Regions from separate parts of the Homo sapiens genome. Here all the other regions are linked to region 6. The links are chromatin contacts, found by Hi-C or POLR2A ChIA-PET in ENCODE. All regions are on one chromosome and are shown on one strand. Each heading gives the region's core, a stretch centred on a gene start or an enhancer-like site at or near the end of the contact. The rest is flanking DNA. Distances are from core to core; before and after follow the strand shown. Region 1 overlaps MFSD11 (major facilitator superfamily domain containing 11). Region 2 overlaps SEC14L1 (SEC14 like lipid binding 1). Region 3 overlaps MFSD11 (major facilitator superfamily domain containing 11). Region 4 holds the start of MGAT5B (alpha-1,6-mannosylglycoprotein 6-beta-N-acetylglucosaminyltransferase B). Region 5 has its middle 18 kb from the start of LACAT1. Region 6 has its middle 90 kb from the start of SNHG20. Region 7 has its middle 7.5 kb from the start of LINC02080.

Region 1 (2,700 bases), core at 10-2,509, 230 kb after region 6:
AAAATTGTATATATATTTTTTAAAAAGTGGGCCAGGTACAGTGGCTTACACCTGTAATCCCAGCCCTTTGGGAGGCCAAGGCGGGCAGATCACCCGAGGTCAGGAGTTCGAGACCAGCCTGGCCAACATGGTGAAACCCTGTCTCTAGTAAAAATACAAAAATTAGCCAGGTGTGGTGGCACATGCCTGTAGTCCCAGCTACTTAAGAGGCAGAGGCAGGAGAATCACTTGAACCCAGGGGGCAGATGTTGCAGTGAACCAAGATCATGTCATTGCACTCCAGCACGGGTGACAGAGCAAGACTCTGTCTCAAAAAAATAAAAAAATAATTTAAAAAAATTTAGAAAGTTGCTGGGCATGGTGGCTCACGCCTGTAATCCCAGCACTTTGGGAGGTCAAGGTGGGCAGATCACGAGGTCAAGAGATCAAGACCATCCTGACCAACATGGTGAAACCCTGTCTCTACTAAAAATACAAAAATTAGCTGGGCGTGGTGGCGTGCGCCTGTAGTCCCAGCTACTCAGGAGGCTGAAGCAGGAGAATCGCTTGAACCCAGGAGGTGGAGGTTGCAATGAGCCAAGATTGCGCCACTGCACTCCGCCTGGCAACTGAGCGAGACTCCGTCTGGAAAAAAAAAATTTAAAAAGTGAAGGTTAACAGTAAAAACAAAACAAAACAAAAAAACCCTGCCTAGAAAATGGGCAAAAGATATGCACATACACGTCACCAAAGAAGATATAAAGAGGGTAAATACACACATGAAAAGATGCTCAACATCATTACCCATTAAAGACAAAGTAAAACCACAATGAAACATGACTACACATCTATCACAATCGCTAACATCAAAAACAGTGATAACACCAAGTGCTGGCAAGGATTCAGAAAAACGGAATCACTCACACATTGCTGGTACAGCCACTCTGGAAAATATCTGGCAGTTCCTCTCAAGAGTAGGCAGCAGAGGGAGAAAGAACCCAGGCGGAGGCCAGCAGCCCCCATGGATTGAAGAGACGGGGATGTGACTCTAGGGATATCAGGGTGACCAGAGTTCACAGACAACGGTATCAGAAAGGAAAGCTACACAGAAAAACAATTCCAGAGAGCTGCAGACAGTCCCCCTGAGTCTTCAGCTGAGGACTGATCAGTACATAAAGTGAGCAAATTAGCAGAAGTCTGGGAAAGAACCAGCCAAGAGGATTAGTGGTATTAGGGCCCCGCCCTCAGCTGGGTATAGTGTCTGGTCCCACCAGCCACTTAAAAGCTTATGATTCACAGGAACTGGGTGGAGCACACAGAAGGGTCTTCCCTTAGAAGCAGGAAATAATTAGCCCTAGACTGAGTAATGCTCCAGTCCTGCCCAACAAATCTTAAAAGGTATGCTGTTTTCAATTAAATGAACTACATCTAAGAACAAAGCTCAAAAATACTGACAGGAGGGCCAGGTGCAGTGGCTCATGCCTGTAATTCCAGCACTTTGGGAGGCCGAGGTGGGTGGATCAAGAGGTCAGGAGATTGAGACCAGCCTGGCCAACATGGTGAAACCCCATCTCTACTAAAAATACAAAAATTAGCCAGGCGTGGTAGCGGTTGCCTGTAGTCCCAGCTACTTGGGAGGCTGAGGCAGAAGAATTGCTTGAATCCCAGCAGCGAAGGTTGCAGTGAGCCAAGATCGAGCCACTGCACCCCAGCCTGGGCAACAGAGCAAGACTCTGTCCTTAAAAAAAAAAAAAAAAAAAAGTTACTAAGGTAGAGCGTTAACAATAGATGAATCCTGTTAAAGGATATTCAGATGTTCATTGTACTATTTTTATTTTTGCAATTTCTTTTTTTGTTTTGGTTTTTTGGTTTTTTTGAGACAGAATCTTGCTCTGTGGCCCAGGCTGGAGTGCAGTGGTGTGATCTGGATTCACTGCAACCTCCCACTTCAGCCTCCCAAGTAGCTGGGACGACAGGCATACGCCACTACACCTGGCTAATTTTTTTGTACTTTTTTTGTAGAGATGGGGTTTTGCCATGTTGCCCAGGCTGGTCTCAAACTCCTGAACTCAAGCGATCTGCCCACCTCAGCTCCCCAAAGTGCTAGAATTATAGGCGTGAGCACTGTGCCTGGCCTATTTTCGCAATTTCTTATCAATTTGAAATTATTTTTTTCAAAAAAGCAGGTTGCCTACAGAAAGTGAGTTTCTTCCCAGGTAGTCTACAGGCAGACACTAAACAAGCACTTACCAGAGAAGACAACCCTGCACTGACTCACCATGGCTAAGCTTCGCCCGCCATTTACATACCCATAACTCCCAACATCAACCTCCAGCCCACGAGTCCCTCCTGAGCATCAGCCTGCATTTCCCACTGGACACTTCTCTACTTGGGTGCCTCTCTGGTACTTAGAGGTGTTCAAAATCCCATTCAGCAGATTTCCTCAAACCCCATCTCCTACAGCATTCTCTCTGCCCAGGTTACTCTGATCAACCTGGTCATCATTCTAGACATCTCTCCTCACACCACCACGCAACTGGTTACTAAGTTCTGCTGAAACCATGTTCTCATTATTCATTCAACACATTTAACTCATTTATTGGATGCCCAATATAGACCTTGTCCTGCTCCAGGTGTTGGCAATAAGGCAGGGGCCAAAAAGCAAAAACAAACAAACCCTCCAAAGTCCGCTTTACCCATGGTGCTTACCACTGCCTGACA
Region 2 (2,700 bases), core at 164-2,663, 210 kb before region 6:
GGAGCTGGAGTGGGACTGGCTGGAGGAGGTGGTGGCGGCACTCAGCTGGGAGAAGCCGCTGTGGCTGGACTCCAGGCTCGTCATGGAACCTCTGTAATGGCACAGGGAGGGGCGAGGCGTGAGGACCACCCTGCCAACCACCCGCCGGCCCACACTGCCTGCTGGACTTCGTGGCCCACCCTGTTCTCTGCTCACTTCTCATCCCCATCAGTGCTTGCAAACGGGGGATGGACATGAGTAACCCACCAGGGGGACCGGCTTCCCACAGCCTGCACGCAGACGGCAGTGTGAGCTAAAGCAAAGGCAGTCAGTCGGCTCTGTCTCCGACACTCTCCCTCTGCAGACAGGCAGGGAGTCACCGTGCCAACAAATGACCCCAAAGCCACTCCCTCCTGGCCCTCCAAGCATTCCTGACACCCGCCGCCACTGCTGATCCTGCACACGGCGTGGGACTGCAGGCTCCCTCCAACCATGCCCAGCTGTCCGCAGCACCTGCTGTGGCGAGGGTGGCCGCACCTGAAATCCTCCGAGCCGATCACCTCGGTGTAGTACATCACTTTACACTTGTGCGAAGAGACCTGCAGGGACGCAAGCACGTCGTCCACCCGGGGAAGGCTGCTGGCGGCGCACGCAGGCATGCTGTGGAATTTCCACTGCAGGATGTAGAAGCCCGGCCACCTGGTCACATGGGAACCCTAGAACAAGTAGGGCAGTGGCAGCTGAGGGCGACTCGCTTCCGACCCCTGGCCTACCACAGGCCTGACAAGCGCCAAGGGGACTGTCTTTAGGATTTCATGTAGCTACGGAAACTATCTCAATGGGATTCAGAACCTGCTATTTTGCTTCAGCAGCAGGTTTGACAATGTCCTTCCCTCTACTGAGTGTGGTCACTCCCGGGTGCTGGGAAGCCCGGAGGGACAAGCTCCATGTCCGTGGCCCTCACGAGGCCTGCCCAGCCCACCCCACCTACGGAGGCAGGAGCCTGGCAGGCTGGTGGCACCCATGCTGGAGGGAGGGCTCAGCACAGCTTCCCTGGACCTGGCCTCACTTTCTCTGACATGCTGCCAATCATCCAGCATGTTCGGGGCTGAAGGCACGTCACCCTAAAGTGAGCCGTCAATCCGTGGAAAGCTCCTTCTCCATTCTCTCCGAAATTCATGACTGGTTAACACAGCTTAGCTGTTCATTGTTTTTAAAATGGACAAAGGATTCTTTTACTCTGCCTCTAAGACCACTGAAACACTGACAAGCCTTACCCCTGAAAACTGTAAAGGCAGCAAAACGATGCATCTATTATGAAGGCCAGAAGCAATGCCCCCGCCCCGAGGCTACTGTGAGCACAGGCACCCAAAATAACCAGCCACAATGTGAAAAGGGAACTGAAAGCATTTGAAACAAATTAGAAGGTTTGGTAATGAGAGCTAATAGTTCTCTAAGTACTTGTCCCTCTTACTTCTATTTAGGGTGATTTTCCTTTGAAAAAGACAAACACAACCCGGTGAAATGAGGCGGGGGGGAAAAATCCTATGAAGCCCAGCTGGGCCCGTGCGTGCGATGCCTTCCCTTCCTGTCACAGGCTGCTTTTGGGAAAAGTCGCAGATTCTGTCCAAAACCACTGCGAGGCCTGAACTCCTTCCTACGAGACCCACTTGGCTTCCTGCTCCTCCAGGCAAGCTGCTCCTCCACAAGCAGGGCCTCAAAAGCTACACAGGGCTGCTCAAGGAGCGAAGCAAAGAGTCTACTCAAGACAGAATCACCTGGCCGTGTGGAGTCACGGATGCGCGATTTGACCTGTGTGTGATTTTACCTGCACGCTTTCTCCTTCTTTGCAGATCAGAGGCGACTCCACCATGCTGTAGTCGCGGCCCAGCTGCCAGACTTTGTCTATGAGCTGCACATTGTTCCCACCCGGAGAGGTGATGCTGTGGGCTCCCAGGGAGTCCTTTTTGGGTGGTTGTGGCGACCTCTTGGAGTGATAGATGTTAAACACAATGTCCCCTTTGCACACGTCGAAATCCCAAGTGATGACTGACGAGGCATCCACAATCTGAATGAGAATCTGAAAAAGAGGCAGCGTTAGGCAGCCACGATCCACGAGCACCAGGCCGGCATGCTGCGAGCGCATCGTGCTCTCCAGGGGATCCAGGGTGCAGGTGCTGAAGCTGGGGAGGGAAACGCTGAATGCGTATGGACGGATCTCTTTCCCCAGAGTCACACACCACCATCCATTCAACCGCTGGATCCTGCTACATGTCATGCACCAAGCTCTGTGTTCTTTGTGACCTGCACCTAGAGGTCCAAGATCTCCCATACACCATCTTCACACACACTCTAAGAGGCCAGGTCTTAGAAACACCAAACACTGTGAGCTCGTACATGAGTGGTTCAGAGGACTGCCCTGGGCTGGACAGAACAGAAGGCCCTGGAGAAGGTGAAAGCTAAAGAAAGAGCAGGCAGGGGAGCCTGAGGACAGCGTTCCCAGCAAGGGGGAAGCAGGGGCATGGAACCGGGCCTGCCGTGTGAGGCTCACACGAGAGAACAGTGGCGAGGCTGGGTGAGCGGGATGAGCCCCTGGCATAGTAGAGATGGGGTTGAGGTGGTCACCCCCTGGGTGCTGAGAACCAATTGAAAACCAAACTTACACAGCACCGACAGAGCTACCCAGGAGGGAATAATCAAAGTTAGTTTCAAAGATTGGGC
Region 3 (2,700 bases), core at 1-2,500, 240 kb after region 6:
GTGAGAATTACATAGAGTAAAAAACAAAGAATTCAGCAGAGTCTTTGGCCAGGAAGACTTCTCAATGCATGAACATGATTATTCTTACTACCTTCTGGGTCACTGGAGCTACTGCTTTGCTCCAAGAAGTAGCAAGCAATCTGCTCTTTTTTTTTTTTTTTTGAGATGGAGTCTCCCTCTGCCACCCAGGCTGAAGTGCAGTGGGGCAATCTCGGCTCACTACAACCTCCACCTCCCAGGTTCAAGCAATTCTCCTGCCTCAGCCTCCTGAGTAGCTGGGACTACAGGTGCATGCCACCACGCCCGGCAAATTTTTTATATTTTTAGTAGAGAAGAGGTTTCGCCATGTTGGCCAGGCTGGTCTTGAACTCCCGACCTCAGGTGATCCGCCTGCCTTGGACTCCCAAAGTGCTGAGATTACAGGCGCGAGTCACTGCGCGCAGCCACAATCTGCTCTTAATTACCCTGCAAAAATCCCAGGAAGACTCTCAACTTCAGGGAGAACCTGAGTGCTATGCAGCCTCTTTCCACTTCCCTCACACACCTGGGCAGGTGGGCAGTCATACCATCATCCATCCCTCACAACCCCCATGTTAGAGAGATGTTGATAAGGAAGATCAATATATTTCAGAGCAGCATACCTGGAAAAATGCAAACCCTGGGGTGTCATCAATCCAAAGTTACCAGGGAATAGGGGAAAGGCAAATGCCGAGTTGTTCCTGAACAGTTCTTGCATTTCAGATACAGAAAATACTTACTAAAAGCATCTACTGCCTTTGTCAGATTGTTCTGGGCAGACCTGAGAAAATAAAATGTAAAAAATAAGTTTTTTCTTTTTGAAAATAAAAGAACAAACATACGATCACATTTTCATTTACGTTCGTAAAAACCCTGTCCTATACCAGGTCTGAGATGCATTCCCAGTGACTCGAATGCTCCTTGCCTCAGGGTGTCCCTCATGGCCACACCCTCGCTTCAGGTTTTTAAAGTCCCACCTGGGCACCTCTCTATCAACTATTGGAAGACTATTCTTTCAGATTACACTTATTGTACATGTTTATGCACGTCTTTCTCAGAAATGATACTTCAGGCAGTACAGAAATACCTTCTATCCTGTTACTTTCACTTTCTTTCTTTCTTTCTTTTTTTTTTTTTTTTGAGACAGGGTCGCACTCCACCTCCCAGGCTGGAGTGCTGTGATGCAATCTCAGCTCACTGCAACCCCCACCTCGCAGGCTCAGGTGATCCTCCCACCAGCCATCCTCCCACCTCAGCCTCTTGAGTAGCTGGGATTACAGGTGGGTCCCACCACACCCAGATAATTTTTTGTAGTTTTGGTAGAGACGGGGTCTCACCATGTTGCCAGACTGGTCTTGAACTTCTGAGCTCAAGTGATCCACCTGCCTCAGCATCCTGAAGTGCTGGGATTCCAGGCATGAGCCACCACACCCGGCCTATCCTGTTACCTTCAAACTGAAAATAATCTGTGAGTACTCAATTTTCTACCGCCCTTACTATGAAAAATAAGTTCTTTGGCATTAAAACCCGTCAGAGACTTTTGTTATTTTCTGCATCCTGAGGTGGTTACTTTGGATGTGGTATCATGAAGGCTTTCTTGAAGTTAGCTTTCATTCATCTCCTTGCTGCTATGACTGTTTGGGTATCGAGAACCAAGAGACTTTGACAGGTACTGTACTCTCGATTGGCTTCACATCAAAATTCAAGCACTGACAGGTGACGACTGCTATGTGCTTTCTGATGAAGTGTTTTTGGGAACTGTAACCAACATGTGACAAGATTTTTTTTTTTTATGGAACAAGATTTTTTTTTTTAAATATGGAACACTTCACAAATTTGCATGTCATCCTTGCGCAGGGGCCATGCTAATCTCTGTATTGTTCCAATTTTAGTATTTGTGCTGCCGAAGTGAGCACAAGATTTTTATATGTTATATGTTTCTATACCAACAGTGTCATCAAATCTCAGGTTTTAAAAGGGAAGGTTATTTTAAAATCTGTACTAATATTTACCTCAGGAAGATTACCAAGGCAAGGATTCATGCCTATCTCCTGCCCTGCTGAGAGAGGTGGGTCTTCGTCGCAACCTGCAATTTTATTTATCCATACAAGGCAGGTCAAATCACAGACTTGGGCAGGGTGTGGTGGCTCACGCCTGGAACCCCAGCACTTTGGGAGGCCAAGGCAGGCTGATCACTTGAGGGTGGATTACTTGAGGTCAGGAGTTTCAGATCAGCCTGGCCAACATGGCGAAACCCTATCTCTACTAAAAATACAAAAAAATTTAGCAGGGTGTGGTGGTGCACCCCTGTAATCCCAGCTACTCAGGAGGCTGACATGAGAATCGCTTGAACCCAGAAACTGAGATCACGCCACTTCACTCCAGCCTGGGCAACAGAGCAAGACTCCATCTCAAAAAAAAAAAAAAAAATCCCTGACTTTTCCAGTTTACCAAGACTACTGCCGAAACACTACTGAGTGCTTGAAATCATGCTCCAAAGCTTAAAACGTATTTTTCTTATTCATCCACCAAGATTGATGAAGTCAAGGAAGTGCCTAACATTAGATCATTGTACATCCTATGCCTCATTTTCTCTTCAATGGGAAACGGAAGTGGGTTATATAAGGTGATACACAGAGCAACTGCAGCTGTCTGAGGACTGAGCAACAACACGCCTGAGCT
Region 4 (2,700 bases), core at 138-2,637, 130 kb after region 6:
CGCCTTCGCCACCGCCCGCCCACCACGCTCCGCCGCAGCCTCGGCTCCAGCCGCCCCGTAGCCCTGCAGCGCCGCCCCTGCCCCCGCCTCTCCGACGCCTGCGATCGGGGGCGAATCCTGGGATGAGCGAGTCCTCGCTCTAATCTCGGGACCCTCTCGTCGGAGCCAGGCCCGAGCCCCGCGGGGAGGAGAGCAGTGCCACCAAAGGCTGGGGAGAGGGTGGCACAGGCGGAGGGGTTGGGGGGTAGCCGACCTAGGGGCAGACGGGCGGGACGGGAGGGACCGGAGGGGGAGCTCCAAGGCGCCGCACACTAACTTTGCCACCCGGATGGGACCGTCCGCGGGGTGAGGAAGGACCCTGAGGGGCTGGGAAGGGGCGCGCAGGCTGGGGCAACTTTCTGGGCCCAGGACCACGACCTGGGGGTTTTCTGCCCCCATTCTTACCTCTGCACCCCGAGTCCTCTCCAACCCTGCCCAACTCGGGACAGGTCCCCGAATAACACAACCCTCCCCATCCGCACCCCGAACCCCAACGCCATCCGTTCCCCCAGCCCAGCCCCACTGGTCATCACCAGGGGTTGAAGTGTGAACCGCCCCCTCTGCCACCAGGACTTGAACGTTCGCAGGAACCGACCTCGCCCACCTCCACCCGGCGCCCCCCTGGGGAAAAAACCAACCAGGAGGGAACTTTACCGAAAGGGTCTCAGGGTGACCAGGCATCTTCTGACCATTATCTTCCCATCGGGGTTGACGGTGATCATTGTTCAAACTTGTTGGTGCGAGCAGCCGCGGGCGAGGCCGGACGCACCGTCCTGGGCCCAGCTCTCGCCGCGTCCGGGCCACGAACCCTCTGCGGGCCGAAGCCGCGTCCGAGCGAAGCTGGGAGCGCGCGGCCCGGTGGCCTCGCTGCTCAGGCCTGGGCGTGCAGCGGAGGGAGCGGCGCGGCTGCCGGAGGGCGGCGAGGGCGCCCGGCCGGGCCGTCTCTGCGTCTCCGCCCTCCCCGCTTCACATTTTGGGGACCGGGAGGCGGCGCGCCCCCAGACCGCCGGCCGCGCGTCTGCCTGCTCGGGCTCGCTCGCTGGGCGGGAAGGTGCCGCGGCGCGCAGACGGGCTCCCCGCGGCGGGCGCCCTCATCCCCGGCCCCGCGCCCTCGGTGCCGGCTAAAGGCGGCCCCGGGCCCGCGCCCCGGTCCCCAGCGCCTCCGGGCCGCGCCGATCCTCAGCCCCGCGCCGCGCCGCGCCCATGGCTCTCGACGAGGGCAACCCGCGCCCGCCGCGCGCTCTCTCGCCCGCTGGCTCCGCCGCCCGCGCTCTGGTGTCCGGCGTCCGGCCCCGCGCGACGCTACGCCCGGAGGCGCCGCATTGTTCCTCGGAGGAGGCGGCCGAGCGGCGCTGGGGCGGCCCGGGAGCTGCAGCTGCGCTTCCAAGGCGCGCCGGCGCCACCTCGTGGCCGCAGCCCCGCTGTGCGCCCTGCCCGGGGCCGTGCGGGGCTGGGACGCCGAGGACCAGCTTCGAGGACGGGCGGGCGGGGGTCCCTGCTCCTTCCCCTGAGCCAAGCAGCTTCCCAGGGCGCCACCAGCCCCGAGGGCCGAAAGCTGCTTTGGCTCCCGCAGAGCACAGAAGAGATGCGCACCCAGCGGAGACCCTTCTCTTCTGCCAGGTGCCTCCGTGGGCTTCCTCATCAGCCGCTTCCCACGATTTCGCTTGGCAACACATGCCTATCTTCTGCCCCTCCCTGGTCAGAAACTCCCGTGGCTCCTCTTTGCTTACTGATCTGAGTATAAACTCGGCCTGTGGTGCTGGGGCCCGCTCACAGAGCCAGGCGCAGGGGCGTACTGAGTTGTAGCCCCAGATCCTCCACTAGCCAGTGGGCGATCAAGTGTGCACGTCTCAGAGTCTCCATTATGAAATGATAGTGACCAGAAGCTCACCAAGGTCCCTTGCAACCCTAAAGCATGTAGGATCTCATGTCGTCTCTTAGCATCTAGGCGTCCTCCCCTCCCCCTCCTCGTACTTCCTGGCTCTGGAGATGTGTTTGCAGTTGCAGAGACAGAGACTCCTGGGAGCTCGCAGAGCCAGCCTGAAGAAAGCTCTCCGGCTTCAAAAGCACTTCCCGAGGTCATATCTGACCACCCCACCCTGGGAAGTGCCCAAAGCCTCAGTCATGTGTCAAATGACTCTGAGGGTCTTCCCAGCTCAGGCCACGATGCTGCAGCCTGGCTTATGCGAGGAGGAGACTTTATTTTCCTCCAGCTGGGCCTGGTCCCCTCCAATCCCCCATACCCAGGCCCCTTGCTGCCTGCCCTGCCCACCTCCCGGCCCCCTTCCTGGGCCATTACTCACTGGCCATGACTCACGCTCTCTGCTTTGCTGCTCCTTCTTCATCAAAATTTACCGGTGCTGAGTTCCATTATCTCACTGCCTTGCTCTCTGCTAATGTGAAAATGGGTGATAAATTGGTGTTAGCAGATATAATGTGTTACACAGGCTAGGTAACAAATTTGCATTGAACAAGGACATGCTGACCGTGCCTTTGTGCAGAAGAGTGATGAATGGTGGCCGGAAATTTGGGCATCGTGGCAGGCTGGCTAAGGAGATGTTGGAGGGCAGAGGTCTCTGCCAGGCCTGTAAATCACATCTCATGCCTGGGTGCCTACATCTGCCACAAATCCTGGCAATAAGCCATATCTACACTAAGGAA
Region 5 (2,700 bases), core at 125-2,624, 240 kb before region 6:
TGAACTCCTGACCTCAGGTGATCCGCCCGCATCAGCCTCCCAAAGTGCTGGGATTACAGGCATGAGCCACTGCACCCAGCCTCTTTTCTCTTCTGTTTTCTTTCTCTCTCTTTTCTTTCTCTCTCCTTTCTTTCCTTCCTTTTTTTTCCTTCCTTCATTTTCCTTCCTTCTTTCTTTCTTTTTTGACACAGGGTCTCTCTCTGGAGTGCAGTGGTGCCATCACAGCTCCCTGCAGCCTTGACCTCCCAGGCTCAAGCAATCCTCCCACCTCAGCCTCCCAAATAGCTGGGACTACAGGCATATGCCACCATGGCCGGCTAATTTTTTTGTATTTTTTTGGTAGCGACAAAGTCTCCCTATGTTGCCCAGGTTGGTCTTGAACTCCTGGGCTCAAATGATCCTCCCACCTTGGCCTTCCAAAGTGCTGTGATTACAGGCATGAGCCACTGCACCTGGCCTTGCTGGTTCTTTAAGAGCCCCAGCTAGGACACTTGGAGACGAATGGGTCTTGCCTTTTTACCTCAGCTGGCTAACACTACAATGCCCCTTAGATTGAGAGATGTTCACTACATATTTTGAGAGACAGAAAAACCAATATTCTTTAGTTTGTTTTTTTTATTTTGGGTTTTTTGTTTTGGGCTTTTGTTTTGTTTTTTGTTTTTTTCTTGAGACGCAGTTTCGGTCTTGTCACCCAGGCTGGAGTGCAGTGGCACAATCTCGGCTCACTGCAACCTCCGCCTCCCAGGTTCAATCAATTCTCCTGCCTCAGCCTCCTGAGCAGCTGGGATTACAGGCGCCTGCCACCACGCCTGGCTAATTTTTGTATTTTTAGTAGAGGGGGTTTCGCCATGTTGGCCAGGCTGGTCTCGAATTCCTGACCTCAGGTGATGCACCTGTCTCAGTCTCCCAAACTGCTGGGATTATGGGCATGAGCCACCATGCCCAGCCTGTTTGTTTTTTGAGAGAGGGTCTCTTGTTCTGTCACCTAGGCTGGAGTGCAGTGCTGCAATCTTGGCTCGCTACAACCTCCACATCCTGGGCTCAAGCGATTCTTCCACCTCAGTCTCATAAGTAGCTGAGACTGCAGGCTCGCGCCACCATGTCTGGCTACCAGGTTCTATTTAGTTTTTTTTAAAATAAAAATCTGCATGCCTCTTTCAAATCTGTAGTGGGAATCAGACCCCGCACAGGAAATGTCCATCAACTCCAGGGGCCCGGAAATGGCACTGGCCAAAAACACACGCCTGGCAGAGCCGAGCTGGTTTCCGGAAGAATGTGTCAGCAAAGCATCCCCACTTTTCTCCAGCTTGCATTTTCTCTTCAGCTTTCTCTTACGCTTTTCCAAACCACACAGCTTCTTGGGAGGCATGTTGAAGTGTTTAAAAATGAAGCAATAAAAATAAATCACTTGTTCTCGGAAGACAGCCGGCTGGTTATTTAGCTGCATGTTTCAGCGGACTAAATGCTGACACAGGGCTGTTCCTCGGGCACCCAGGCAGCTGTGCCGCAGACAGGGTGCCTCAGAAAAGACTCTTGTCATGTCCACCAAAGGACATTCTGCTCCCTGTGGTGGCCAAAAACCCCTTCACGCTGGGGCTACACAATGTGATGTTAGCACTGTGTTTTTTTTATTCCTGGGTTATTTCCACACTCCTTTTTTTTTTCTTTTGGAGACAGTTTCGCGCTTGTTGCCCAGGCTTGAGTGCAATGGTGTGATCTCCGCTCACTGCAACCTCCGCCTCCCAGGTTCGAGTGATTCTCCTGTCTCAGCCTCCCAAGTAGCTGAGATTACAGGTGCCCATCACCACACCCAGCTAATTTTTTGTAGAGAGGAGTTTTCACCATGTTGGCCAGGCTGGCCTCGAACTCCTAACCTCAGGTGATGCACCCGCTTTGGCCTCCCAGAGTACTGGGATTACGGGCATGAGCCACCACGCCTGGCCACCACACTCCTCATAATTGTCTAATTGTCCCAGGCAGCCACCCAGCCGGCCCTGGCCCTCCCTGGTGATCTGCTGGGGCTCCTCTCACCACCCCGATGCCCTTCCCACCCTAGACCCAGCATCAGTTCCCTAAAGGGTTTCTCCAGAGTTTCAAAGAGCTGGCCATAAGCTTTGTCATGCAGACACTGAATCTAGAGGACCATTTAGGACTCATTAAAAGCTCGACCTCACTCCTTACACAAAACCCACCAGATGCATCAGAGATTTCAGTGTAAAAAAATAAAGCCATGAAGGCCGGGTGCGGTGGCTCACGCCTGTAATCCCAGCACTTTGGGAGGCCGAGGCAGGAGGATCACTTGAGTTCGAGACCAGCCTGGCCAACGCAGTGAAACCCTGTCTCTACTAAAGATACAAAAATTAGCTGGGCATCATGGCACGTGCCTGTAATCCCAGCTACTTGGGAGGCTGAGGCACGACAATCACTTGAACTCGGAGGGGAAGGTTGCAGTGAGCCGAGATGGCACCACTGCACTCCAGCCTTGAGTGAGACTCTGCCTCTAAACAAAATAAAAATAAAATTTTAAAAAGCCATGAAAGTACGAGAAAAAAAGGTAGGAGGAGAATTAAACATGCAAAAGTCGTTTCCAAGCTGATACAAAACCCAGAGGCTACTGAGAAAGAGAATACCTTTGACCTCATAAATATTACGACTTTCATTGCAGCAGGTGGGGTTGAGGGGAGGAAGTCAAAGTCAAAT
Region 6 (2,700 bases), core at 192-2,691:
AGTCTGGCCAACATGGTGAAACCCCACCTCTCCTAAAAATACAAAAATTAGCCAGGCACGGTGGCGCACGCCTATAATCCCAGCTATTGAGGAGGCTGAGGCAGGAGAATTGCTTGAACCCAGGAGGTGGAGGTTGCAATGAGCCGAGATCAAACTACTGCACTCCAGCCCAGGTGATAGAGCAAGACTCTGTCTCAGAATATATAAATAAATAAATAAATAAATAAATAAGTTACAAATTAGGACCAGCCATGGGACAAGATGCACAGGCCAAAGTCTGATGGGATCTAAACGCGGAGCCTCTGGCCATCTTCTCCCCAGGGAACCCTGGGCGGTCTTCCCACCTCCTGGCCCTAATGCCTGACAACATTCAAGAGTGCTTCCTGCCAGGGAAGCTCACCTGAGGCTTTGGGGTCCAGAGCTTTTCCTGGGGCTCCATCACACGCTAACCATGTGACTCACCTATCCTCTTCAGTCCCTCTGGAGGTCGGCACTGATACGGGATGTCCTGAGGCCCCCATCATAAACCGCATTGCTGGACCCTCCAGGGGCCAAAGCCCTTGGGCAACAAAGACACTCCTGTCAGGAGGGACATGGTGTGGCCTAGAGATCACCCTCCTCCGCGGTAACCAGGTCAGAGGCCAGGCATTCTTTGGGTCAGTTACCTCTCCTGCACGCAGTGTCTAGCTCCTAGGGCTGTGAGGGTTCTGCGAGCTAATCCCTCAAAGTGTTTGTTGCAGTGAATGCTTGATACATGTGAGTTGCCATCATATCACAGCACTGTATTTAGAAAGGGCACTGTCTCAGGCTGTTAGAGCAGGGCTGAGTTTTGGCTGGAGAGATGATGCTATAGATACCAGGGACCCTGCCCTGTCAGGTGCAGGATTTACAGCAGGATGAAGGAGAACCGCCCCGGTCTCTTGAGCCCCCTCACCCTCTCCCAGAACCCTAGAAGGGAGAGTTTCCAAGAGCACAGCGTTCCCAGCCAGTGGACCCTCAGAAAATAGAAGTTGACCGAGAGTCTAAGATGGGCTTGAGCAAGGCAGTTTATCAGGGCTTTCAGCTGGAGCAGCAAGGGGGACAGTACAGGAAGAGACCTGCAGCTGGCTCCCCAAAGCTGGTCGGACTGTTGATTTATTTTCCTTCCGGCCTCCTCCAGATGACATCATTGCATGTTTAGGGTGGTCTGTCCATCATGACTGCACAGTCTCTGTCACGCTTCTTCACGCGACGCATGTCTCATTAGCATCTCAACTTTCCATCCGGGGTATGATGTTTACCATTAAAATGAAGCAAAGGTACAGTTAGGGCGGGCTAGGACCTTGCTGGGGATGTGCATTTGGGGATTGTGGAGAGTCCCTACTGTTAACAGCCACGACATTTGTGGTTTAAGCACTCTGTGTGTTTTAGATTTACTTGGCCTATTTTTGTGAAAGGAAGCGTTTGTGGTTACAGGGCTGCATGGCTGAGTATGGCTGCAGTCAGCATGGTGTGTAAGGAAAACAGGGACCCTTCCCCCGTCCCTGTTCTGCTTTCCCCAGCTGTCTCAAAAAGGGCACTTACAGCGGGGCGCCAAGCGAGGGGAACAGGCAGCTAAGGCTGAAGACCCAAACTCCCGACGGCTCACAAGCAGGGGTTTTGTTTGTTTGTTTGTTTGTTTTGAGACCGAGTTTTGCTCTTGTCGCCCAGGCTGGAGTGCAGTGGAATGATCTCGGCTCACTGCAACCTCCGCCTCCTGGGTTCGAGCGATTCTCCTGCCTCAGCCTCCCGAGTAGCTGGGGTTACAGGCACCTGCCACCACGCCTGGCTAATTTTGTATTTTTTAGTAGAGACGGGGTTTCACCATGTTGGCCAGGTGGGTCTTGAACCCCTGACCTCAAGTGATCTGCCCACCTTAGCCTCCCAAAGTGCCAGGATTACAGGCGTGAGCACAGGCAAGGGTTTTTAAAGGCAGGGATGCATTTCAGGAAAGCGAGGGGTGCATTGCAGGTAAAGTTGTAAACCCATACATGGAGGCTGTACCTCAGTGTGGCCATGGGCATGATTCTCCAGGCCTCTCAGGATGAAATTCTGAACAAAGAACGGCAGTCAGAGTGCCGCCCTCGGTTCCCCACATCTGAGGTCTATAGGATAGAGGCTGGCAGTGGGGGTTTCTGAAAAACAACTCGAGAACATATGTGAAGATGTTATCTTTAGTTTCTGTAGGAACCAAAACACCTTGTTCCTCTGGCTTGCTTGGGAGGCTCCTGTTGCTCTCATCTTGTTTGTTGCTATCTTCCTGCTTATCCGGCTGCTCATTTATTCTCCAAGGCTAGCTAGTGCCTGGAATTTCTCCTGAAGGAACTCAAGACTTTTCCTTTATTTCCATGCTGTGGTTGGGGGGTGGGTGCGGGCAGGCCCCTAGGCGGGTCCCCGCTCTGTCTCTGCATCAGGAGAACTCATGGGACCCCCTGCAGAGAGCCTTGAAATGTGTCTCCTGCAGCAGAGAAATGCAAAGCATGGACACCTGGCCCAGCCTGGAAATGCGTGAGTGAGGGGGCCAGGGGTCTGCCTCCCCCAGAAACATCTCCATGGTGAGGAAATGGCTGTGGCCATTCGGGTGGTGGAGCGGGAGCCCTACAGGCCCAGGTTTGTGTGTCAGGGCAAGGAGATGGGAGTGTTCCTTGCAGACCAGAGAGAGAATCACAAGGGGCTACCCAA
Region 7 (2,700 bases), core at 27-2,526, 210 kb after region 6:
ATTTCTCAACCCGGCGGATGCTTAGGGAAAATAGAAAAGAACCTACATGACTATTGGGGGCAGGTTCCCTGATAATCTTCCACTTTAAGGACCTGACATTATATTGGGCCCATTCAGCTAATTCCAGATAATCTCCCCATCTCAAGGTGAGCTGATTAGCAGCCTTAATTGCACCTGCAACCTCAATTCCCCGTTACCATGGAACTAACATATTCACAGGTTCCAGCAATCAGGACATGGACAAATTTAGGCGGGTCCTTATCTGCACTTACCTGCTCTGCCATCTTGGATATGTTACTTGATCTCTCTGTGCCTTGGTTTTCTCATCTATAAAATGGGGATAATGGTTTCTAGTTGATAATTACTTGTAACATGCTTTAAAGAGAGCCCGGAAAAAAAAAAAAGAAAGAAAAGAAAAATAAAAGAACGCCTACACCGGGTGCAGTGGCTCATGCCTGTAATCCTAACACTTTGGGAGGCTGAGATGGGTGGATCACTTGAAGTCAGGAGCTCGAGACCAGCCTGGACAACATAGTGAAACCCCCTCTCTACTAAAAATACAAAAATTAGCTGGATGTGGTGATGCAGACCTGTAATCCCAGCTACTCAAGAGGCTGAGGCAGGAGAATTGCTTGAACCCTAGAGGCAGAGGTTGCAGTGAGCCAAGATAGTGCCACTGCACTCCTGCCTGGGCAATATAGTGAGACTCTGTCTCAAAAAAAAAAAAGGGTGCCTGGTATGTAGGTAAGCACTCAATATATATTAGTGATGTCTCTAGCAGAGAAAATTCGCTTTGGAAGGTCAGGCCGTGGAGGGCACCATGGCACTGTATGAAATGTGCTGGGCTCATCTAGCATATTAAGGATTCAGTGTTGAATAGACGTGAGTGCCCTGCACTGGGCTATTCTTCTTTCACTGGTTTCAATGGTTTCTGATCCAGAAAGGGATAAAATGAAAGAGTTGATCTCTCGGGGCGGGGGGGAACACAAAGAAAAAAGAAAAAAAAAAAACAAGCAAAAAACCAAAACCAGCTGTATAGCAAACCCAAAGCGCTTCATTCTGCAAAATAATGGGACAGGCCAAAATGGTTCCTAAGTCAAAGGGTTTGCCAGAGCCAAGGCAATGTTCTTTAGTGGAAAGCAAGCTCTGGCTGCCAAACAAATCATTTCCTGCAGAATAGGGTACAGCTTGGGGGGCAGCCACCTGTGGGAGGAGAGCCAGCCCAGACACCCCGTGCGGCTCCCCCACGGCACATGGATTCAGCAGGCTACCTCCCCAGCGCGCCAACCACAAAGAAGTAGAGAAGAAAACATCTGTTTTTTCCTCAACATGTTCTCACAGTGTCTACAATATGAGTCATCAAATTGCTTTCGGTTCAGTGACAATTATCCCAAAAGATCCCTTTCTAAGATATAAAACTGAGAAAACTAAACCAATTTAAAAAAAAAAGTTAAACAGGCTTAGAATGTAAACAAAAAAGACTGAAGAATTGGAAATATCTGACAACATTTTCAGGAAGTAAAAGAAAGAGGACCTGTGAATTGAAACGAAGTCAAAAATAAATGCTCAAAGGAGCCTCCTCTGGACTAGACTTCTCTAAAGCTGCAATCTGCTTGTTCTCTAAATTATCACACAGAAATAGGGCAGAACTACTCTTGATAAGAACATCAAAACTTCCAGATTTAATAGCAGCTCAGAAAACCAGTAAATCATAGCCCAATGCTGCAGGGAGGTGTCCAGGGCACATTCACACTATTTGCACACAAAGTTAAAAAGAAGGTCAAGTTTGACCTTCTACCTTCACACAAATATACATCCTAGTATTAAGATTTAGTATATTGTTGATCAAGGACCAAAAAACACACAAAACACACAAAATGTCAAGTTAGAATATTTCTTTTTTTTTTTTTTGAGATGGAGTCTGGCTCTGTCGCCCAGGCTGGAGTGCAGTGGTGTGATCTTGGCTCACTGCAACCTCCACCTCCTAGGTTCAAGGAATTCTACTGCCTCAGCCTCCCGAGGAGCTGGGACTACAAGGTGTGTGCCACCACGCCCGGCTAATTTTTGTATTTTTAGTAGAGATGGGGTTTCACCATTTTGGCCAGGATGGTTTCGACCTCTTGACCTCGTGATCCCAAAGTGCTAGGATTATAGGCGTGAGCCACCACGCCCGGCCGAGTTAGACTATTTCTAGGGAATATGTTTCCAATATTTATCAAGAAATATGAGTTTTAGGCCGGGCACGGTGGCTCACGCCTGTAATCCCAGCACTTTGGGAAGCTGAAGCAGGTGGATTGCTTGAGCCCAGGAGTTCAAGACCAGCCTGGCCAACACGGCAAAACCTGTGGTGGGTATGGTGGCGCGCACCTGTAATTCCAGCTACTCGGGAGGCTGAGGCACGAGAATTGCTTGAACCCAGGAGGCAGAGGTTGCAGTAAGTTGTGATCACGCCACTGCCCTCCAGCCTGGGCAACAGAGTGAGATGGTGTCTCAAAAAAAAAAAAGAAAGAAAGAAATATGAGGCCGAGGCCGAGCATGGTGGCTCATGCCTGAGGTCAGGAATTTGAGACCAGACTGGCCAACATGGTGAAACCCTGTCTCTACTAAAAATACAAAAATTAGCTGGGCGTGGTGGCTCATGCGTCAAGAGGCTGAGCCAGGAGGATCACTTGAACCCAGGAGGCAGAGGTTGCAGTGAGC

The links. Hi-C counts contacts between places; a loop is a spot of excess contacts on that map. ChIA-PET counts read pairs that join two places held with the same protein, here RNA polymerase II (POLR2A). Pooled maps may share reads with other maps.
Region 1: POLR2A ChIA-PET joins it to region 6 with 21 read pairs in activated CD4-positive, alpha-beta T cell. The contact joins two enhancer-like sites. POLR2A ChIA-PET finds 5 or more read pairs at or near these places in 4 of 52 experiments (Caco-2, HepG2, activated CD4-positive, alpha-beta T cell and 1 more).
Region 2: a loop to region 6 is called in a pooled map, with 4 times the contacts of the local background. The contact joins two enhancer-like sites. A Hi-C loop is called at or near these places in 1 of 37 single-sample maps with no recorded cell type and 2 of 50 pooled maps. POLR2A ChIA-PET finds 5 or more read pairs at or near these places in 3 of 52 experiments (OCI-LY7, activated B cell and activated CD8-positive, alpha-beta memory T cell).
Region 3: a loop to region 6 is called in a pooled map, with 7 times the contacts of the local background. The contact joins two enhancer-like sites. A Hi-C loop is called at or near these places in 5 of 50 pooled maps. POLR2A ChIA-PET finds 5 or more read pairs at or near these places in 6 of 52 experiments (Caco-2, HepG2, WTC11 and 2 more).
Region 4: a loop to region 6 is called in a map of CD4-positive, alpha-beta memory T cell, with 10 times the contacts of the local background. The contact joins the promoter of MGAT5B here to the enhancer-like site in region 6. A Hi-C loop is called at or near these places in 3 of 168 maps with a recorded cell type or tissue (CD4-positive, alpha-beta memory T cell, Caco-2 and naive thymus-derived CD4-positive, alpha-beta T cell) and 9 of 50 pooled maps. POLR2A ChIA-PET finds 5 or more read pairs at or near these places in 2 of 52 experiments (A549 and SK-N-SH).
Region 5: a loop to region 6 is called in a pooled map, with 3 times the contacts of the local background. The contact joins two enhancer-like sites. A Hi-C loop is called at or near these places in 4 of 37 single-sample maps with no recorded cell type and 3 of 50 pooled maps. POLR2A ChIA-PET finds 5 or more read pairs at or near these places in 2 of 52 experiments (HEK293 and OCI-LY7).
Region 7: a pooled map shows a loop between it and region 6 (4-fold over the local background). The contact joins two enhancer-like sites. A Hi-C loop is called at or near these places in 6 of 50 pooled maps. POLR2A ChIA-PET finds 5 or more read pairs at or near these places in 2 of 52 experiments (GM12878 and activated CD4-positive, alpha-beta T cell).

The regions. Positions count from the first base shown.
Region 1 is chr17:76,771,555-76,774,254 of GRCh38, reverse strand. The region is part of intron 10 of MFSD11 (major facilitator superfamily domain containing 11); the gene reads right to left. Among named protein-coding and RNA genes, the nearest start is that of LINC02080, 26 kb to the left of the region's middle. Within about 2 kb of position 1,259, at least 9 of the 41 ENCODE cell types and tissues checked have a DNase peak (open chromatin) inside an H3K27ac peak, as active enhancers do.
Region 2 is chr17:77,211,309-77,214,008 of GRCh38, reverse strand. SEC14L1 (SEC14 like lipid binding 1) reads right to left here. Exons shown (of 17, transcript NM_001143998.2): 15 at 1,808-2,059; 16 at 517-695; 17 at 1-91. Among named protein-coding and RNA genes, the nearest start is that of LACAT1, 41 kb to the left of the region's middle. RefSeq lists enhancers at 1,445-1,494, 1,835-1,944. Within about 2 kb of position 1,413, at least 9 of the 41 ENCODE cell types and tissues checked have a DNase peak (open chromatin) inside an H3K27ac peak, as active enhancers do; they include OCI-LY7, where a contact is called at or near this core.
Region 3 is chr17:76,752,146-76,754,845 of GRCh38, reverse strand. It overlaps MFSD11 (major facilitator superfamily domain containing 11), which reads right to left. Exons shown (of 13, transcript NM_001242532.5): 8 at 759-799. It also overlaps the pseudogene RNU6-97P. Among named protein-coding and RNA genes, the nearest start is that of MFSD11, 15 kb to the right of the region's middle. Within about 2 kb of position 1,250, at least 4 of the 41 ENCODE cell types and tissues checked have a DNase peak (open chromatin) inside an H3K27ac peak, as active enhancers do.
Region 4 is chr17:76,867,091-76,869,790 of GRCh38, reverse strand. It overlaps MGAT5B (alpha-1,6-mannosylglycoprotein 6-beta-N-acetylglucosaminyltransferase B), which reads right to left and starts at 1,387. Exons shown (of 18, transcript NM_001199172.2): 1 at 694-1,387. The coding sequence starts at 761. RefSeq lists a silencer at 1,243-1,552 and an enhancer at 1,890-2,184.
Region 5 is chr17:77,234,250-77,236,949 of GRCh38, reverse strand. No RefSeq gene overlaps it. Among named protein-coding and RNA genes, the nearest start is that of LACAT1, 18 kb to the left of the region's middle. RefSeq lists enhancers at 1,109-1,403, 2,528-2,700. Within about 2 kb of position 1,374, at least 21 of the 41 ENCODE cell types and tissues checked have a DNase peak (open chromatin) inside an H3K27ac peak, as active enhancers do.
Region 6 is chr17:76,996,937-76,999,636 of GRCh38, reverse strand. No RefSeq gene overlaps it. Among named protein-coding and RNA genes, the nearest start is that of SNHG20, 90 kb to the left of the region's middle. RefSeq lists enhancers at 1,151-1,230, 1,186-1,726. Within about 2 kb of position 1,441, at least 5 of the 41 ENCODE cell types and tissues checked have a DNase peak (open chromatin) inside an H3K27ac peak, as active enhancers do; they include OCI-LY7, where a contact is called at or near this core.
Region 7 is chr17:76,790,152-76,792,851 of GRCh38, reverse strand. It overlaps a transcript of MFSD11 not described here. Among named protein-coding and RNA genes, the nearest start is that of LINC02080, 7.5 kb to the left of the region's middle. Within about 2 kb of position 1,276, at least 12 of the 41 ENCODE cell types and tissues checked have a DNase peak (open chromatin) inside an H3K27ac peak, as active enhancers do.